2 separate regions of the Homo sapiens genome follow, and region 1 is linked to region 2. A link is an interaction called in ENCODE POLR2A ChIA-PET data of the cell type or tissue named here. Cell type or tissue: B cell. All regions are shown on one strand. Region 1 overlaps RAD54L (RAD54 like). Region 2 overlaps MAST2 (microtubule associated serine/threonine kinase 2).

Region 1 (4,000 bases), 450 kb after region 2:
GGGAAAATCATTCCTTTTCCACATTCTTCTGTTTTCCTTCTCTCCTGTGTTTAGGGACTGCCCATGAATTCAAGAAGCATTTTGAATTGCCAATTTTGAAGGGTCGAGACGCTGCTGCTAGTGAGGCAGACAGGCAGCTAGGAGAGGAGCGGCTGCGGGAGCTCACCAGCATTGTGAATAGGTAATGACCTTAAGCGAAGTCATTAGAATTGCCTCCCAAACCATCCATGGCCAATCCTTTGGGGGCTTTGCCTCTCTAGAGCCCTCAAAGGCTGGGATTCTAGGAAGGGAGTGGGTTCTGTGTCCTAACTATGGCCACTGAATAAACAAGGGAGTCTTGGAGGTGAAGTGCCTGCTTTCTTTCTGGCTTGGGCTCTGTGGTCTGGTTTTGGTCTGTTTATCAGCCTGCTGAGGAAGCTTTTCTCTGATGCTGCTGGACTTCTTGAGCAAAGTATACCTTGGAGCATTACTAGTATTTCAGAAGCTTCCTGTCAGTTGGTCTCAGACCCGAAACATTAGGCTTCTCTTCCCAGGCCCCATAGTCATTCTGTGACAGGTAGGAGAAGATCTGAAAGGTGGTTGTGGCTCCCAGGCTAAGGGGACTGACTTTTTCATGGGAGTTACATAACCCAGAGGGTAGGCACATTCTGGACTCCTTTGTCCAGAGGTGGTATGCACACTTGATAGGTTACATTCTAAAGAGTCCTCCTGCCCTTCCCAACAACTGCCTGGCTACCTGGCTACCTCTCCCTACCAATTTTAGATGGCAGGACGGGCATGGTGGCTCACGCCTATAATCCCACCACTTTGGGAAGCTGAGGCGAGTGGATCACTTGAGGTAAGGAGTTCGAGACCAGCCTGGCCAACATGGGGAAACTCCCATCTCTACTAAATATACAGAAATTAGCTGGGTGTGGTTGGGGTGCACCTGTAGTCCCGGTTACTCTGGAGGGAGAGGCTGGAGAATCGCTTGAACTCGAGAGGCAGAGGTTGGAGTGAGCTGAGCTGCGCCACTGCACCCCAGCCTGGGTGACAGAGCAAGACTCCGTCTCAAAAAAAAAAAATTAGATGGCAGGAAGAAGAATTGGTGTTTTCTTAAGATCTGCTTCTTAGGTGCCTGATACCTATCCTTCATAGTCTTCCCAGGAGGTCTATGCTTAATTTCATTTAGCCTGGGGCCATGTAGCAGCGGGCATTTGGACAAATGCAAGCAGAAACTCCCCTAAGGACTTAGTAATTTACAACTTGCTTTTCCTGTTAGAGCTCCTGTATCAATGGGAAGCCTCAGTCTTCTCTTGAAGACTAGGCAACCTATTGAAGGGGAAGAGAAAGTGCTGCCTGTCTAAGCTAGCATGTTTGGAAGGTCTCTGTTCCCACAATTGAGACCCTGATACAGATGTGTTTGACATAGGTCTGATGACTTTTTTTTTTTTTTTTTTTTTTTTTTTTTTTTTTGAGATGGAGTCTTGCTCTTGTTGCCCAAGCTGGAATGCAATGGGGCGATCTCGGCTCACTGCAACCTCCACCTCCTGGGTTCAAGTGATTCTCCTGCCTCAGCTTCCCGAGTAGCTGGGTTTACAGGTGCCTGCCACCACACTTGGCTAATTTTCGTATTTTTAGTAGAGATGGGGTTTCTCCATTTTGGCCAGGCTGGTCTTGAACTCCTGACCACAGGTGATCCGCCCGCCTCAGCTTCCCAAAGTGCTGGGATTACTGGCGTGAGCCACTGCGCCTGGCCGAGTCTCTGACATTTAATACTGTAAAAGAGGGCTAGTCTTGGTCCTTTGGGTGGTAGCTTTTATTCCAGTAGTTAGCATGGCAATTTTACCAGCCTCTTGCCTTTTTATCCTGTTTTCTCTAGATGCCTGATACGGAGGACTTCTGATATCCTTTCTAAATATCTGCCTGTGAAGATTGAGCAGGTCGTTTGTTGTAGGTACTGAACTCAACTGAAAGATGTGGAGTGGGTCAAAGCCTAGCTCCTGAAGCATGGCTGGGCTCTCAAGGTGTTCTCAGAGGGCAGGAGGGTGGTCTAGCTTTTTCCACTGACCCAGCTGCCTTTTTTAGGCTGACACCCCTTCAGACTGAGTTATACAAGAGGTTTCTGAGACAAGCCAAACCGGCAGAAGAATTGCTTGAGGGCAAGATGAGTGTGTCTTCCCTTTCTTCCATCACCTCGCTAAAGAAGCTTTGTAATCGTGAGTTGGGCTTGTGTCCTGGTGTCCTCTGTGAGAGTGAGCAAGGGAGGGTAGGTTCCTGTAGTGGCCTGGCAACCCTCACTAAAACTCGTCCAGAGTCATCCTCATAGAGGCCACATGTGATTCCAACCCTACCCAAGGCATGAACCCTGCATTGTGGAGTCTGTTTACCAGACCCTTTGCTTTGGAAAATTGAACTCATCTTCTGTCCAGCCCATGCTTGATGACCTGGGATGTGTCGACTGTTTGTGAGTGCTTGCATGTACACACGCTCATATACAATGTTGGGCAGGAGGAAAAATAACAAAGAAACCTTGCCTGCTCTGTTATAGCTCCCTTCTTGTTGGGAGAACACATTAGTGAGTGAGATTGTCCATCCATCGTCCCAGATGGCACCGACTATATCCTGTTGGAATTTGGTAGGATGAAGATCAAGCAAGTCTGATGTTGAGGAAGGCCTTTTGGGCTAGGCTTCTAGAGGGAGTTCTAGTGAACACTGAAGTGGAAACTTCAGAAAGCAAAGTATCTGGGTTTTGTTTTGTTTTCTCCCAGATCCAGCTCTAATCTATGATAAGTGTGTGGAAGAGGAGGATGGCTTTGTGGGTGCCTTGGACCTCTTCCCTCCTGGTTACAGCTCTAAGGCCCTGGAGCCCCAGCTGTCAGGTGACCCTTTTCCTACCAGTATTTGGGCTTCTCTAGGAGGAGGGTGGGAGATTTTTTTTTGTGCTAGGGCTGTCCTGTTTCAAGGCAGGATATCAAGAGTAAGAAGCCTGGGCCATTGGGACAGCCAGTAGGGGACTGCTGGTTGCTGCTCTTCCCAGGTAAGATGCTGGTCCTGGATTATATTCTGGCGGTGACCCGAAGCCGTAGCAGTGACAAAGTAGTGCTGGTGTCGAATTACACCCAGACTTTGGATCTCTTTGAGAAGCTGTGCCGTGCCCGAAGGTAGGGAAGATCCTAACCAGGATGCCAAAGGGGGATATACCCCTCCCCTACTGTCTGTCTAGTTCTGATTTGTGGATGTGGGCCAAGATCTGGGCACATAAGGGCTTTCCCTGGAGATATCTTCCCTTATTGCTATGATGGCCTCAGCTCTATCTCCAAGTAGAAGATCCCCTAGTCCTTCAGGTACTCCCTTAGGAAAGAGTCTTGGCCTCTAGCTCCCTGCCCCTGCCTTTGGGAGCTTAGGGCCTCAAGCATGGTTATTTCAGTCCCTTCAGTGGCTCTCCAAGGGACTCTGCTTTCTTGGGTCTTTTTAAAAAAATTTTTATTTTTAATTTTTTTTCCCCCTAATCATTGAAGCTTTATTTTCTTGGGTCTCGAATCCCCCTTCAGGTACTTATACGTCCGCCTGGATGGCACGATGTCCATTAAGAAGCGAGCCAAGGTTGTAGAACGCTTCAATAGTCCATCGGTAAATGCACATCCCCGTCCCCACACCACCAATGCAGTATCATCAGAATTAAGGAATGATAGAGAAGCTATAAGGGGTTACCTTGATTTTTTTTTTTTTTAATTCCCCTAGTGGATATAGTAGGATTTGTCTGGTTGGTGATGGCTGGGCTGGAAACTGACTGTGTGTGTTGGGATTGGCTGGCTGGTGAGCAGATAAACTGGTGGTTTTCACAATTGGTACTGAGTAGTATAGAGGCATGAGGGAGGAGCTGGTTGGGCTGAGCAGGATCCCAGTTTAGGCTATAAGAGGTTCCTTTTCTCCTGTTTCTTCTCTTTCCAGAGCCCTGACTTTGTCTTCATGCTGAGCAGCAAAGCTGGGGGCTGTGGCCTCAATCTCATTGGGGCTA
Region 2 (4,000 bases):
TGTTGACCAATGCTGGTGTCAGGCGTTGCAGTTTTTGGTGCATCTCATTAAGATTGCTGAGCATACTTCTCAGATGTTATGCTTTCACTGGGGTTCAGAAAGCTGTAGTGGATCAGACTGACAGCAGACCACCAAACAGTGACCGTGACCTTTATTTGATGCAAGTTTGGCTTTGGGAAGTGCTTTGGAGCTTCTTCTCAGTCCAGCCACTGAGCTGGTTGTCACAGGTTGTCATATAAAGTCCACTTTTCCTTGCATGTCACAGTGTGATCGAGAAGTGGTTCATTGTTCTGTAGAATAAGAGAAGATGACACTTCAAAATGATGATTATTTGATTTTCACTCAGCTCATGAGGCACCCACTTAACGAGCTTTTTCACCTTTTCGATTTGCTTCAAATGCTGAATGACTGTAGGATGGTCGATGTTGAGTTCTTCGGCAACTTCTTGTGTAGTTCTAAGAGATGATTGCTCACAATTGGTCGTTGTGAACTTCCGATGGTCGGCCACTACACTCCTCACCTTCAAGGCTTGCCTCCTTTGCAAAACTTTTTGAACCACCACTGCACTGTACAGTTGTTAGCAGTTCCTCTCCAAATGCATTGTTGATGTTGTGAGTTGTCTCCTTTGCTTTACGACCCATTTTGAACTTATTCAAAAATTGCTCATATTTGCTTTTTATCTAACTTCATTCCCATAGTCTAAAACATAAACAGCAAGTAAATAAGTCTCTAGCCAAAAAACATAAAAAATGAACATTAAAATGATGTATAATATAATGACATTTATTTAAGAATGTATTCCAAGACCGGGCATAGTGGCTCATGCCTGTAATCCCAGCACTTTGGGAGGCTGAGGTGGGTGGATCACCAGAGTTCAGGAGTTCGAGACCAGCCTGACCAACATGGTGAAACCTTGTCTCTACTAAAAATACAAACTTAGCCAGGCATGGTGGCACACACCTGTAATCCCAGCTACTTGGGAGGCTGAGGCAGGAGAATCGCTTGAACCCAGGAGGCAGAGGTTGCAGTGAGCCGAGATCATGCCATTGCACTCCAGACTGGGCAACAAGAGCAAAGTCTGTCTCAAAAAAAAAAAAAAAAAGAATGTATTCCAATATCAGATGACAAATTCTAATCATGCAAACCACCGCAATTACGTTTGTACCAACCTAGTAGTACTGGAAGTCTTAACTATGGTAATTAGACAAGAAAAAGAAATAAAGGGTATCCAAATTGGAAAAGAAGTCAAATTATCCTTGTTTGCAGATGATTTGATCTTATATTTGGCAAAAGCTTAAAGACTTCACCAAAAAACTATTAGAACTGATAAATTTAGTAAAGTTGCAGGATCCAAAGTCAACACACAGAGATCAGTAGTGTTTCTGTATGCCAACAGTGAACAATCTGAAAAAATCAAAAAAGTAACCCCATTTACAGTAGCTGCAAATAAAATACCTAGGGATTAACCAAAGAGATGAAAGATCTCTCTAATGAAAACTATTAAACACTGATGCAAGAAATTGAAGAGGACATTAAAAAAATGAAAAGATATTTCATGTTCATGGATTGGAAAAATCACTATTAAAATGTCCATAGTACCCAAAGCAATCTACAGATTCAATACAATCCATATTCAAAATACCAATGACATTCTCCACAAAAATAGAAAAAACAATTCTAAAATTTACGTGGAACCACAGAGGACTCAGAATAGCCAAAGCTATCTTCAACATAAAGAAGAAAACTGGAGAAATGACATTACCTGACTTGAAATGATACTAGAAAGCTATGGTAACCAAAACAACATGGTACTGACATAAAAACAAACAGAGACCAATAGAACGGAATAGAGAACCCATTAATAAATCCATACATTTACAGTGAACTGGTTTTTGACAGAGGTGCCAAGAACATACTTTGGTAAAAGGACAGTCTGTACAATAAATGGTTCTCGGAAAACTGGAAATCTATATGCAGATATCTACATGCAGAAGAGTGAAACTAGATCCCTATCTCTTCCCATATACAAAAATCAAAAATGTATTAAAGATTTAAATCTTAAACTGCAAACTCTGAAACTACTAAAAGAAAACTTTGGGGAAACTTGCTAGGACATTGGTTTGGGCAAAAATTTCTTGAGCAATAAATACCCCACATGCAGAGGCAACCAAAGCAAAACTGGATCAAGGGGATCTTTTCTCACTTCCTTTTGTGTGTGTTTTTTAGAATTTTTTTTTGGTTGCTATGGGGATTACATGTAACATACTAAATTTATAACAGTCTAGTTTGAAATGGTACCAGTTTAACTTCTGTAGTATACAAAAACTTTATTCCTGTATAGCTCCATTTCCTTGATAAGTTGTTTTTGTGGCAGATTACATCTTTATTCATTGTGTGCTAAATATCATAGATTTATAATTTTTTAATGCTTTTGTCTTTTAAGTCATATAGGGAAAAAAGGTGGAGCTGAAAAACAAAAATAGAATAATACTGGCTGTGATATTTGTCCATATGGTTACCTTTGCTGGGGATCTTTATTTTTTATTTTTTGGATCTTCATTTTTTCAGATGGCCTTAAGTTTCTGTTTAGTGTCCTTTCATTTCAACTTGAAGATGCCTTTTAGGATTTGATGTAGAACATATGTAGTGGTGATGGACTCTGTCTGCTTTTTTTTTTTTTTTTCTTAATCTGAAAATGCCTCGATTTCAATTTCTCTTTCTTTCTCTTTTTTTTTTTTTTTTTTTTTTTTGAGTCAGAGTCTTGCTCTGTTTCCCGGGCTGGAGTGTAGTGGTGCAATCTTGGCTCACTGCAGTGTTGACCTCCTGGGCTCAAGCAATTTTCTTGCCTCATCCTCCTGAGTAGCTGGGACCACAGGTACATGTCACCATGCCCAGCTAACTTTTATGTGTTTTGCAGAGACAGAGTTTCGCCATGTTGCCCAGGCTGATCTCAAACTCCTGGGCTCAAGCAATCTCCCTACCTTGGCCTCCCAGAGTGTTGGGATTACAGGTGTGAGCCACTGCACCCAGCCTTTATTTTTTCCTCATTTTTGAAGGACAGTTATGCTCAAGATAGAATTCCGTATGTCATCCTACTCACTTCTGGACTCCACAGTTCTGATGAGATATGAGCTGTTCGTCTGATTCAGGATCTCCTGTATTTGACAAGTTGCTTTTCTCTTGCTGCTTTGAATATTATTTCTTTGCCATTGGCTTTGACAGTTTGGTTATCATGTGTCTCCATATGAACCTTTTTGAATTTAACCTGCTTAGAAGTCACGGAGCTTCTTGGATGTGTAGATTTGTATCTGTCATCACATTTGGGAAGTTTTGGTATGTTATTTCTTCTTTTTTTTTTTTTTTTTTTTTTTGAGACAGAGTCTCGTTCTGTTACCCAGGCTGAAGTGCAGGGCAGGATCTTGGCTCGCTGCAACCTCTGCCTCTTGGGTTCAAGTCATAACTGTGCCTCAGCCTCCCGAGTAGCTGGAACTACAGGCATGCACCACCACGCCAGCTGATTTTTGTATTTTTATTAGAGACGGGGTTTCACCATGTTGGCCAGGCTGGTCTCAAACTCCTAACCTCATGATCTGCCCGCCTTGGCCTCTCAAAGTGCTGGGATTACAGGCGTGAGCCATGGTGCCCGGCCTCTTCACATGTTCTTACTGCCCCCTTCTCTTCTAGAATTCCCATATTCATATATTGTTTCACCTTCACCTTTTTTTTTTTTTTTTTTTTGGTGACAGAGTGTTGCTCTGTCACCCAGCCTGGAGTGCAGTGGTGTGATTTCTGCTCACTGCAACCTCCACCTCCCAGGTTCACGCGATTCCTGTGCCTCAGCCTCCCAAGTAGCTGGGATTACAGGCACGTGCCATCACGCCCAGCTAATTTTTGTATTTTTAGTAGAGATGGGGTTTTGCCATGTTGGCCAGGCTGGTCTTGAACTCCTGACCTCAAATGATCCACCCACCTCAGCCTCCCAAAGTTCTGGGATTACAGG

The links. ChIA-PET counts read pairs that join two places held together with the same protein. Peaks named below come from ENCODE experiments on the same cell type or tissue, not always from the same donor. Only the 100,000 strongest peaks of a DNase experiment are listed, where the experiment ranks them.
Region 1: POLR2A ChIA-PET joins it to region 2 with 5 read pairs; 2 of 35 experiments call an interaction of 5 or more read pairs at or near these places.

What each region holds. Positions count from the first base shown.
Region 1 is chr1:46,270,605-46,274,604 of GRCh38, forward strand. RAD54L (RAD54 like) reads left to right here. Exons shown (of 18, transcript NM_003579.4): 10 at 55-181; 11 at 1,862-1,936; 12 at 2,068-2,198; 13 at 2,751-2,861; 14 at 3,020-3,143; 15 at 3,534-3,612; 16 at 3,934-4,000. Among named protein-coding and RNA genes, the nearest start is that of RAD54L, 25 kb to the left of the region's middle. In B cell, no CTCF peak of the experiment used is centred here; no DNase peak of the experiment used is centred here.
Region 2 is chr1:45,818,168-45,822,167 of GRCh38, forward strand. All of the region lies in intron 1 of MAST2 (microtubule associated serine/threonine kinase 2), which reads left to right. Among named protein-coding and RNA genes, the nearest start is that of MAST2, 17 kb to the left of the region's middle. In B cell, no CTCF peak of the experiment used is centred here; a DNase peak (open chromatin) is centred at 2,224; H3K27ac peaks cover 436 bases.